Linked DNA regions of Homo sapiens: region 2 is linked to region 1. Evidence: chromatin contacts called from ENCODE Hi-C or POLR2A ChIA-PET data. All regions are on one chromosome and are shown on one strand. The core of a region is the stretch at or near the end of the contact, and the rest is flanking DNA. Distances in the headings are between cores, read along the strand shown. Region 1 holds the start of FCRL5 (Fc receptor like 5). Region 2 has its middle 130 kb from the start of LINC02772.

Region 1 (5,433 bases), core at 2,001-4,500:
GTCGTACACAAACTCTTCACGAAAATAGAAAAAGAAGGAGCTTGCTTATGAGACCAATATAATTTTGTTACTAAAATTCATCAAGAAAGAAAATTGGTCCATCTTCCTCATGAACACAAATGCTAAAAAGCACAGCAAATTTATAAGTCAAATTCAAGAATATATAAAAAAGATAACACATCATGGCCAAGTTGGAATGCACAGTTGATTTTACATTTATAATCATCCATGTAATTCATCATATTAACAATAAAAGTAAATAATCATATGATCATATTAATAGAGGCAATAAAGGTATTTACTGAAACAGCATCCATTATTTAGGAAAAAAGGAAAATTTCTTAGCAAATTAGAAATATAAGGAAAGGTATTTAATCTGATACATAGTATTCACCAAAAAAAATTACAGAAAATATTATATTTAATATTGAAATATTAAGAGCTTTTTCTGTGAGACTAAGACAGGACACCTGATATTACCACTTCTCTTTAGTATCATGTTTGAGTTCCTAGTCAGTGCAATAAGTGAGAGAAAAGGAAGTTTAAGTATTAAAAATAATGAATAAAACTATCATTATATGATTGTGTTTGCATGAAATCTAAAATAACCTAAAGATAAACTATTAAAATTAATAAGTAAATTCCGCAATTTTAGTAGATATTAAAAGGTCAGTAAGGCCGGGCATGGTGGCTCACGCTTGTAATCCTAGCACTTTTGGAGGCCAAGGCGGGCAGATAACTTGAGGTCAGGAGTTTGAGACCAGCCTGGCCAACATGGTGAAACCTCATCTCTACTAAAAATACAAAAATTAGCTGGGCATGGTGGCAGACACCTATAATCCCAGCTACTTGGGACGCTAAGGCAGGAGAATCGCTTGAACCTGGGAGGTGGAGGTTGCAATGAGCCAAGATCGCACCAGTGCACTCCAGCCTGGGGGACAAGAGCAAAACTCTGTCTCAAAAAAATAAAAATAATGGTCAGTAAAACAAAAAAGTATTATATTTCTATATACCAATATACATTTAGAAAAAAATCTAATGATGTCACTTACAATATCATAAAAAACATATCAATAACCTAAGGATAAACCTACCAAAAGATATACTTTCCAGAGGCAAAGCTATAGAAAATTACTGAAAGAATGTCAAGTTAACCTAAATAAATGAGGGGATATTGTATGTTTATGGATTGGGAGACTAAATCTTTTCTAATTTATACAAATTAACTTATAAATCCAATGCAATCCCAGTTATTAAAAATCTACTAGGCTTTTGGGGAGAGAGGGGACAGGAATTGACAAGGTGATTTTTAAATGTATAGAAAAATTCAAAAAGCCAAAAATAGCCATAACAATTTTGAAGAAGAACAGCATTTTATGACTTAAACTATCAGTTAATAAGAGTTATTATAAAGCCACAATAATTAGAAGAGTGTGGTATTGGCATGAGGATAGACAAAATAGACTAATGGACAAGAAAGGAGTTTCCAAAAATAGACCTACATGGCTTTTTGTTTTATAACAAAGGTGAAATTGCACTGTACTGTGGAAAAAATCAACTTTCAATAAATAGGGCAGGATAAATTATCTGTATTTAAGTTAAAAGTGAATATAAACACTCAAACTGTACACAAAAATCAATTGCAATGCTCTTATAAATATAAAATAAATGGTAAAAAATAAAGTTTCTAGAAGATAACCTGGGAGAGTATCTTTATGATCTTGGAGTAGACTAACTTTCTTAGAAGGGATGCAAAAATCTCTAACCACAAAGGAGAAGACTGATAAACTGGACTATGTCAAAGTTAGAATGGTTGTTCATCAAAAGGCACTATCAATGAGCAAAGAAGCAAGCCACAGATTGAAGGAAGACATTTGCAATACATATATCCAACAAAAGGTTTATATTCAGGGTTTAAAATAACTACAAAACAGGAAAAGAAAGACTGAAAGTTAAGAGAAAAATGAGGAAATATTTGAACAGAGATTGCACATAAAAAGGATATCTACATCACCAATTAGACTATGAAAAAATGCTCATTCTCAAATTCACCAGAGACATACAAATTAAAACCACATTGAGATAATTCTAGCAGAACGGCCAGATTTTACTAGATGACAATACCAATATCAGCAAGAATTTTAGAACAATGATAACTCTCATACATTGGTTGGTGGGTGTGGTGGGAATTGGCACAACCACTTTGGAAAATAATTTGGTAATACTTCCTAAACTGAATATATGCATACCTTATGAGCCAGGACTTCCACTCCCAGATATATACCCAACAGAATTATGTGCGCATATGCCCCAATAAATGTATACAAGAATGTTCATAGCAGCACTATTTGTTTTAGCACCAAAAGTAGGTAAAGATTCTGTGTTCCCTTTGAAGTTCTCCTCTTAATCTCTATTCACCCCTGTAACCCCTGTATGGTTTTCTTGCCTCAGGGTGCAGTGGGTCAGATGTGACATAATATACCTAAGGTGATGTGCATTTGTAGATATAAAATTAAATGCCCCCTTAGGAAGACCAAGGTATGGGCCCAGAGAGAAAGGGTGAGAAAATATTTGAAAGAAAGAAACTGGCACTCCTCGTGGCAGCTAATGTCTTAGGAACCTCTGTTGACCAGTATACCAGGATGGAAACTTGACTTTTAGAAAATCATAAGAGCTATACATTCACCTGGTAATTTTTTAAAAAATCAAACGGTACAGAAATACATAAAATAAATTGTGTTCTTCCCACCTATTGCTCCTCAAACATAATCAATATTTTTGTGTGTACTTTCCAGGAAAAGAAGAAAGTATACTTAAAAGAGTTGATGTACACATATATCCTATTTTTTATATTTACCCAATGGGATAATACTACAAAACCAATCTATATCTCACTTTTATTCTCTTCACATCAAACAAGGTGGTCTTCCCTTCTTGGCATGTTCAGATTTACCTTATTCTTTAATGATTGCTTGTCACCATACGGATGAATCAGAATATTCTTAAACAGTCCCCATATCATGGTTTTTTGTTTTGTTTCCAGTGTTTAGGCAATAATGAATGCTACAATAAACGTTCTTATAGTACTCTCTTCAGATACTTCCTTCAGGGTAATTTCCCAATAGCAAAAATGTAGGGTCAAGGGTATTTGATTTTTTAAAACCTTAACTTTTTTTTTTCTTTGATCATCGGGTAGGAAACTGTGATTAGCAGCTGAAGACGGGTACTCCCACTTCCTTTTTTCAATTCACTAATGCATTCTGCTCTTTTTGAGAGCACAGCTTCTCAGATGTGCTCCTTGGAGCTGGTGTGCAGTGTCCTGACTGTAAGATCAAGTCCAAACCTGTTTTGGAATTGAGGAAACTTCTCTTTTGATCTCAGCCCTTGGTGGTCCAGGTCTTCATGCTGCTGTGGGTGATATTACTGGTCCTGGGTGAGTAAAAGGGCTCACCATGGGCCCTGGGTGGGATCGGGACAGCTTCTCTCTCCACCGCAGGCCTGGTCCTTTCTTGGGGCTCAGCCCCTGCTGAGAGACTCTCTCCTACATTAGGAGACTGTATTTTTGAACTTTACTCTGTAGCTCAGGGCTTTCTCTTGAGGCTGAAGAAAATGGCCACAGCTGGAAGGAATTTTCAATCTTACAGAGTAGGAAACCACAATAACCACAACAATTAAAATTTCATTTATTTTTTTCTTTAAAAAGTACTTCTTAAAGTCCAGAGAATGTTTCATGTTTGTTTGTTCATATTGTCTTACTCATAGAAGAGCCCACTCTCCTCTCTGCAGAGGAGATGTATTTATTCCTTGTATGACAAGGCCAGATCCTGGTCCCCAGCATAAGAGGCAAGGTTTCTAACGGGAAAGACAGGTCTTTCTCTTGTACATAATTGCAAACCACTGCAGCAATTGGCTGATTAAGAACATGGGGTGGAGGAGGTCGCAGAGGCGTAGGTGGACAAAGCAAGGATAAATCTAAAGCATATGACTTTCTCTTTGTCCCTGTGGGTGTACGTAAGTCTCTATCAACTCATATGTGCGAACTGGTTGATTTTTACTAAAGGTTAAATATTATAATTAAATATGTTTATTTATTTGTTCAGCAAATGTGTTTAGTAATATCTATGCACAGGTGCTGAGCAATTAGAGTCCATAGGAGACACTACGTCTATGTTCTGGAAAGTCATGACATAGAAGGGCTCCCAGCAAGGCCAATGTACTTTCAAGCAGCTATGCAACAAGCTCCCAGTTAAATAATTGTCCAGGCAAAGTTACCAATGAATGCTGTAGGCAGATAATAAACTGTATTCAAAATAGCTAGTAAAGACTTCATGAAACTTAGAGGTGAGTAGGAGCTAGAGGAGCAGAAATGGAGCAGGCGTGATATAAGAAAAGAGGACCTCACAGTTGGAAGGTGCATGGACTATAATTCCTGAAGTAGGAATACATCTCAGTGTGGCCCCACACAATGTGGGTAATGGCCAGGTCCTGAGCATGAGAGGGCAAAGTTTATAACATGGGCTCTGGGGTCAAACAGGATCTAGGTTCAAACTTCATCTTGCCACCTACTGGCTACCAGATTCCTGGTCTACAAAATGCAGTTAATCCTAGTGCTTACCTCACAGGATTATTGACATGGTTATATGAAATAACCTACGTAAATGCAGACCATATAGAAACCACTCACAAAAATATTAGCTTCATTTAAAACAATGCAAAGATGAAGGAAGCCAAAATATTCAGGTGAATGGTGAATAATTTGTTGTTCTCAGTAAAACACTTAAGTTTGGATAAGTCTCCAATAGCCTCATGTGGACAGGGATGATTTGTCTCTCACACACTCCTGGATTTCTATTGCCTTGCTCTGGAGTATGATTGGCATTCCAAAAATCTGTTGAATAAATAAATCAACCCATATGCAGAATACCTACTCAATTGATAAACCTGCCAGTTTTGTGTCCTCTCTCTCTTCATTACCCATTTCTCAAATCTCTATCCTTCTATTCCTATATTATTAACCTAGTTCTTTAATTAATTCATTATACAACACAAATATATTTAGTGAACATTAAAGGAATATCTTTTATATGCCATTCACCGTTATAGGTCCTGGAGGATATATGGTGAACATAAGGAAAGTCCTAGGTCTCATAGAGCTTGCATTATAGAGAAGGGAAAATAAACAAGCAGATAATGAAGATAATTTGGATAAATACTCTGACAAAAATTACACATTACCATCTCTTGGGCTGAGCATCAGGTCTAAATAATCTGAGCATCAGTTGATTGTTTAAAAATTAGGCATGATGATAATGAGCCCTTGGATTCAATGATCTCATGAAAAGAGTATAGCCTGGAGTCTGGTGCCCAAGGGAGGCTTAATTCATGTCCATTTCCTTGCCCTGCCTTCTAATCAGTCTCCCTGCTTCATATTGT
Region 2 (5,433 bases), core at 2,162-4,661, 150 kb after region 1:
GACTGTCCTGTTCTTTGCCTTTTCTCAAAGCAGCAATTGTTGGAGCCCACTCAGGATCTCTACAAGTAGATGTGTCCCATGTCCTGTCTGCATACTGTTCCTTGTGGGGCTCTAACACTCCTCTGCTACTGATATTTAAGTTGCCGCTTGACACAACAAACAATGTTGCAATGAATATCCTTATATTTGTTTCTTTGCACATGTTGGTGTGTATATATTAGGGAAAATCATTAGGGTGGATCTAATGGATCAAGGCAAACATACCTAAACTATTGATTCATATTATTACCTCCAAAGAGTGTTCTTATCTATATTCCTACCAATAATATTTAGGTTTCTCACCAATACGTAATGATCAAACTTTTTGCCCTTTGTCAGGTTGATAGGGGAAAATATCTCCTTATTGTTTTAATGAGCATTTCTTCTATAAATGATATTCATCATTGTCATTTTAGATTACTAAGTCATTCTTATTGCCTTTTTTGTGAACTATGAACTATTAGCTAATGTGCTTTATCCATTGGGGTTTTTTTCTGTTAGCTTATAGGAGTTACACATATTTTAAGAAAATTAGCTTTTTTTCTAACATAACACAATTTTTTTTAGTTTATTTTTCAAATTTACCTACAGACTATTTGCAATGCCAAAATATTATTTGCGTAAAGTCCGATGTATCCATTTATATGGCTTATTCTTTTTGTATCTTGCTTTAAAAGATAGCCCCCAATTCAAAAGTAGGTTTTTAACTCTTTCTTGTTTTCTTTAAGTACATATATGGTTTTAAATTTTATGTTTACTCTTAGATACAACTGAAATTTATTTTGGAGTCAACTAGGTGATGTAGTTGGCTGGTGTCACCAGTCTGTGACGTGACTCTGGTTTCACAGAGTGGTGAAAAGTTTGGACTTTAGAGCCGGTGAGAATTAAGTCCAGGTCCTCTATTTTCTGGCTGTGTGAACTAGAGCAGTTATTTAACCTCTCTGACTTTAGCTCTCTCATATGTGTTACGAAAACAATGAAAATGCCTACCTCATTGAAATCTTCTTTGGGTTTAAACAGAGAAAATGTTGCAGTACAGTATTCAGTAATTTTCGTATTAACATTAGCTACTCTCTATGTCAGGATGAGTATTACTTCACGAAGCCCACCTGGAATCAGAACCAGATGTTCCCAGCTTCCAGGCTGGTATCCATTCCTCCTCAGCAGCCGCCCCTCTCAGGGGGTCCCCTCCTGGGTCTAAGGATGAGTTTCAGAGGGTTAAATCTTTCTGAGTTAAATCCCATACGTGGCTGCAGAGTGTCAAGCTCCACTCAAGACCTTCTTGTTTACCAAAGCCTGGAATTTAAAAGGAAGTTCATTGCTGTGTCCACACACAGCCGCCATCAATTCCCATATTACCAAGGAGCTAAGAATATCTTTGTAGTGAGGAGAGTGGTAAAGATGGGTGGAAGGTCTGGGTGCAATAGCTCACACCACCCGTAATCCCAACACTTTGGGAGCCACAGGCCAGGGGATGCCTTAAGGCCAGAAGTTCAAGATCAGCCTGGGAAACAGTGAGACCCCATTTCTACAAACAATAAAAAAAATTTGAAGAAAAGAGAGATTACTTTTAATTTCATGTGTGAGCTAAAAAAATTATATTAATTGTATTTGGTTTATCCATTTTCCCCTTTCTTTAGTAGGTTGTTTATAACATAAAAGTGTTATATGTTACATTGAAAATTATACAGGGTGCAGAGCTGCTTCAAGTAAAAGTTCAAAATATGGCTTATCCCAAAGGAAAATACTTTAAATAGTGTGTATCCTCCAGACAGTCATCTGTGTACCCACAAATACCACAGACCCTGTGATCACAGGGCATCTATTGGTAAATTCATTTCAGCATTCCTGCTGGCCTACAGAAGTATCTTTGATGCTCCCTTTGAATGGGTTATAACATCCTACTAGGCCCCTCATTAATTAATGAGTAAGCATCCCATTCATCCCTTTCAGAGTTAATTGCATGGTTAAATATACAATTTTTGGCAAAACAATAGACAAAAACCATGAGTGCTCTGTCAAATGTAGGGCTCAAAAGCACAGTCCTCTTTTCTGACTGGGGGAAATAAGACAAATGGACTAGCTAGAGAAACAACATTTCAGACTCCACAGGGGGACCTTCCTAAGGCATTTGCATGGATAATTCTGATCAAAATAATGTTTGTCTCTCCCCTTGCCAGCACTGAAAGAGGGATCATTGAGAAATAAGCGAGTCTTTTCTGTGAAGCAGATAGGAAAAGGTCTGGTTGAGGCTTTTATTAGCAGCTTCTAAATGCCACAGTTGCACAAGGCCTTTCTGATTGCAGTATGCAGACCACATTTCCATACACTGTGGGAAGGGAGTGGATGTCTAATATGGTTTGGATTTGGGTTCCCATCCAAATCTCATGTCAAAATATAATTCCCAGTGTTGGAGAAGGGGGTCTCGTGTGAGGGGATTTGATCATGGGGGCGGACTTCCCACTTGCTGTTTCCATGATAGTGAGTTCTCACAGGATCTGGCGGTTTAAAAGTGTGTGGCACCTCCCCTGCTATCTCTTCCTCCATCTTTGGCCATGTAAGAAGTGCCTGCTTCCCCTTTGCCTTCTGATATGATTTAAGTTTCCTGAGGCCTCCCCAGCCATGCTGCCTGTACAGACTGCAGAACTGAAAGTCAGTTAAACCTTTTTACTTTATAAACTACCCAGTCTCAGGTAGTTCTTTATAGCAGTTAGAGAACAGCCTATATACAATGTCTTTCAGCAGGTGGCCTGAGGGCAATGGCCCCTGAGATCCCTCTTAGGAGCAGAGGCAGAGAAAGCAGAGGGTCAGGTGGAGGAGGCTGAGAGAGGAAGGGTCCCTTCCTCCCTCAAGGGCTGAGGAAGTGGCCACAGGGACACCCAGAGTCTTCTCTCTGAAGAAGCCTGAAACAGGCTCACTGGCTGTCAGTGCCTGTCAGACCACAGGATAGGACAGGACAGGATGGGGAGACAGAGCAGAGACCTTGGTAGAGCCACGGGAGTCACCAACTCCCAGAGCCTCACTGCTGAGGGGGACTGGGGTGATTCTGCCCAAGCTCCTGCTTTAACAGAGGAGGGACTCTCTAGGGGGTAGACTTGTCCTGGGTCACAGAGGGCAGAGCCAGACCTGGAGCCTACTTTACCCCCCAGCCCAAGGCCTCCCCTGCAGGATACTGCCCGTGAGCTCCTCCACCTTCACCTGCCCTCCCTAGACTAGCTCAGCTGCACTGTCGTCTGAGCCCCGCAGGACTGAGAAGCTGCCGCGGCCTCCACCTCAATTGCCCTCTTCTGAAAAGGGGAAGCAGGTACTTTCAGTGGCAGTGCAGAGCAGGGACTTCTGGCTAACAGAGGGTTAAACTGCCAGCCTGGACAAGCTCACTTCCTGGATGAGGGAACCAGGGAGAAAGGAGGCTCCGCCCTCAGGCTGTTAGGAAGGATCTGCCCCAGAAGTTGGATGGTGAGCACAGCCAGGAGGAAGATGAGGGAAGACTCAGAGAGGGAAGGAAGGCAGCAGGAGTTCTTGGATCTACAGAGATGCTAATCCTGAAGAAGAGAGAACAAGACAGGGAGTGGTTGGTCATTTACAAGGTGGAGCTAAACATTCATTTAAATTGTATACAATTTCAAGCTCTGTAAACAACATAAAAGATTGCTCATTTGTCTGACATAGCCCCCATCAGCACACTCACAAACCAACCATTCATGTTTGATGTCCAAACCTCACTTCTTGGTGCCATCTCCATTGTCTCGTGTCTGCGTCTGGAGCCCCTAATGCAGAGACCCTTTCTCTTCCAGCTCCCTGCTGGCAGACACGGAGTGGGCATTCAGTAAGTGCTGTTATTGTTATGGTCAGGGGGTCCCCCCAAGTTGAGGACCACCCTCACCTGCAGCTACCTCTGTCCCTGGGAAATTATATGTGAGCTGAGCCACCCTCAGGCTCTTTCCTTCCCTTCCACACTTCCCCATCTAAACACATGTTCAGGAAGGGTGTAAGAGTTTAGGGATGATCAGGACAAATATCTCATCCCCACCTTCATCATCACTGCTTCACCACCCATCCCTCTCCCTAGGTCAAGGGTGAACTAGAACAGGGATAATCCAGAAACCACAGAAAAAAATGCCTCCAACTCTGGAGCTTCAGGATTCCTAAGAGGAAACAGAGCAATTTCACAGTGATATTCCTTCCACAAACAGCCTCTGACCAAACTTCACTGCAAGGGAGCTTGTCTCATTCAGTACCACAAGGTAAGGACTGATGGAACAACCAATTTCAATTTCATTCCTTCCCAGTGGTTCCCTGAGGGAATCACTTTCTTTGTCTGAACACAGATCTACCCGCAAAATGAGAAATTCTAAGTTGTTTCCTTCTTTCTCTCTCTCTCTCTTTACTTCTTCCTTCCCCTTCTCCCATCCTTCATTTCTTCCTTCCTTCCTTCTTTTTCTTTGTTTAGTAATCTTCTAACCCCAGGGCCTATAAAGAAAACTCTACACAGTTAGACATATTTCCAGATAACCAACGTTGCAGAAGTGGAGAAAGCCTACGTTTTGCTGGTGACAGAACTGGCATCTAACTTCTTGCTATTGCAAAGCTCATTGTTCCTTCAAGAACTCCTGTTTTATAAGTGCTCTCTAATCATTAGATTTGGCCGTGTAAGTTAGTTCAGCTAGTGGCTGGGATATAAAAGCAAAAATCATAGCAAAGCTTTCATCAAAATTCATATGCACTAGATATTATTATTTTCTCATTTTAAAATTTAATGTTATTATAAATGCAAACATATAGTTGTTCATAAAATAGCAAATGTGACATACAGCCTAGATTTGGACAGTCTTTCTTTCAGTTCACTTTTTGCTTAACATTCTGTGTTCCCTACTTTCTCCCTCTCCATGTTTTCCTTCCCAATTTTATGCCCTCCTGTAGCCCATGTTAGCAATCTACTGATTCCTTCCACATTTTTAACATAGTCTTAGAAACATATGGGTGTATAAACACTTAAAGTTTGGTGGCTGCGTTTCCTTTTATAAAATGAAGACTGTATTGTATTCAGGTTCCTGAATCTTGCTGATGGAAATCTAGGCATCTGACTTCATGGAAGTTGAACATTCCTTCCAGATAACCGGAACATTTGTTTTTGTAAGCTTCTATAATATGCCATGGAACAGATACTTCTCAGCTTGTTCACATGTTCCTGAATTGATGGGCCCCTCCTGTTTCTTTCCAGGGTTTTTCCTAGAACAGTGCTGTGATAAACATGGTTTCATCCAAGGGCTGAGCAGCATTTCCGAGGGGAGGAAAAGGCAACTCACGGGGATGTGAAGGGTGCCCACTATAGACACATTTTACCCAAATATAAGTTCTTTTTAATGTTTAAAATGAACACTAATCAAACTACAA

What was found. A loop is a pair of places that touch in the nucleus more often than their neighbours do. ChIA-PET counts read pairs that join two places held with the same protein, here RNA polymerase II (POLR2A). Pooled maps may share reads with other maps.
Region 2: a loop to region 1 is called in a pooled map, with 2.7 times the contacts of the local background. The contact joins the enhancer-like site here to the promoter of FCRL5 in region 1. A Hi-C loop is called at or near these places in 3 of 37 single-sample maps with no recorded cell type and 3 of 50 pooled maps. POLR2A ChIA-PET finds 5 or more read pairs at or near these places in 2 of 52 experiments (A673 and WTC11).

The regions. Positions count from the first base shown.
Region 1 is chr1:157,550,332-157,555,764 of GRCh38, reverse strand. FCRL5 (Fc receptor like 5) reads left to right here and starts at 3,250. Exons shown (of 17, transcript NM_031281.3): 1 at 3,250-3,433. The coding sequence starts at 3,403.
Region 2 is chr1:157,401,334-157,406,766 of GRCh38, reverse strand. No RefSeq gene overlaps it. Among named protein-coding and RNA genes, the nearest start is that of LINC02772, 130 kb to the right of the region's middle. RefSeq lists an enhancer at 3,473-3,522. Within about 2 kb of position 3,411, at least 3 of the 41 ENCODE cell types and tissues checked have a DNase peak (open chromatin) inside an H3K27ac peak, as active enhancers do.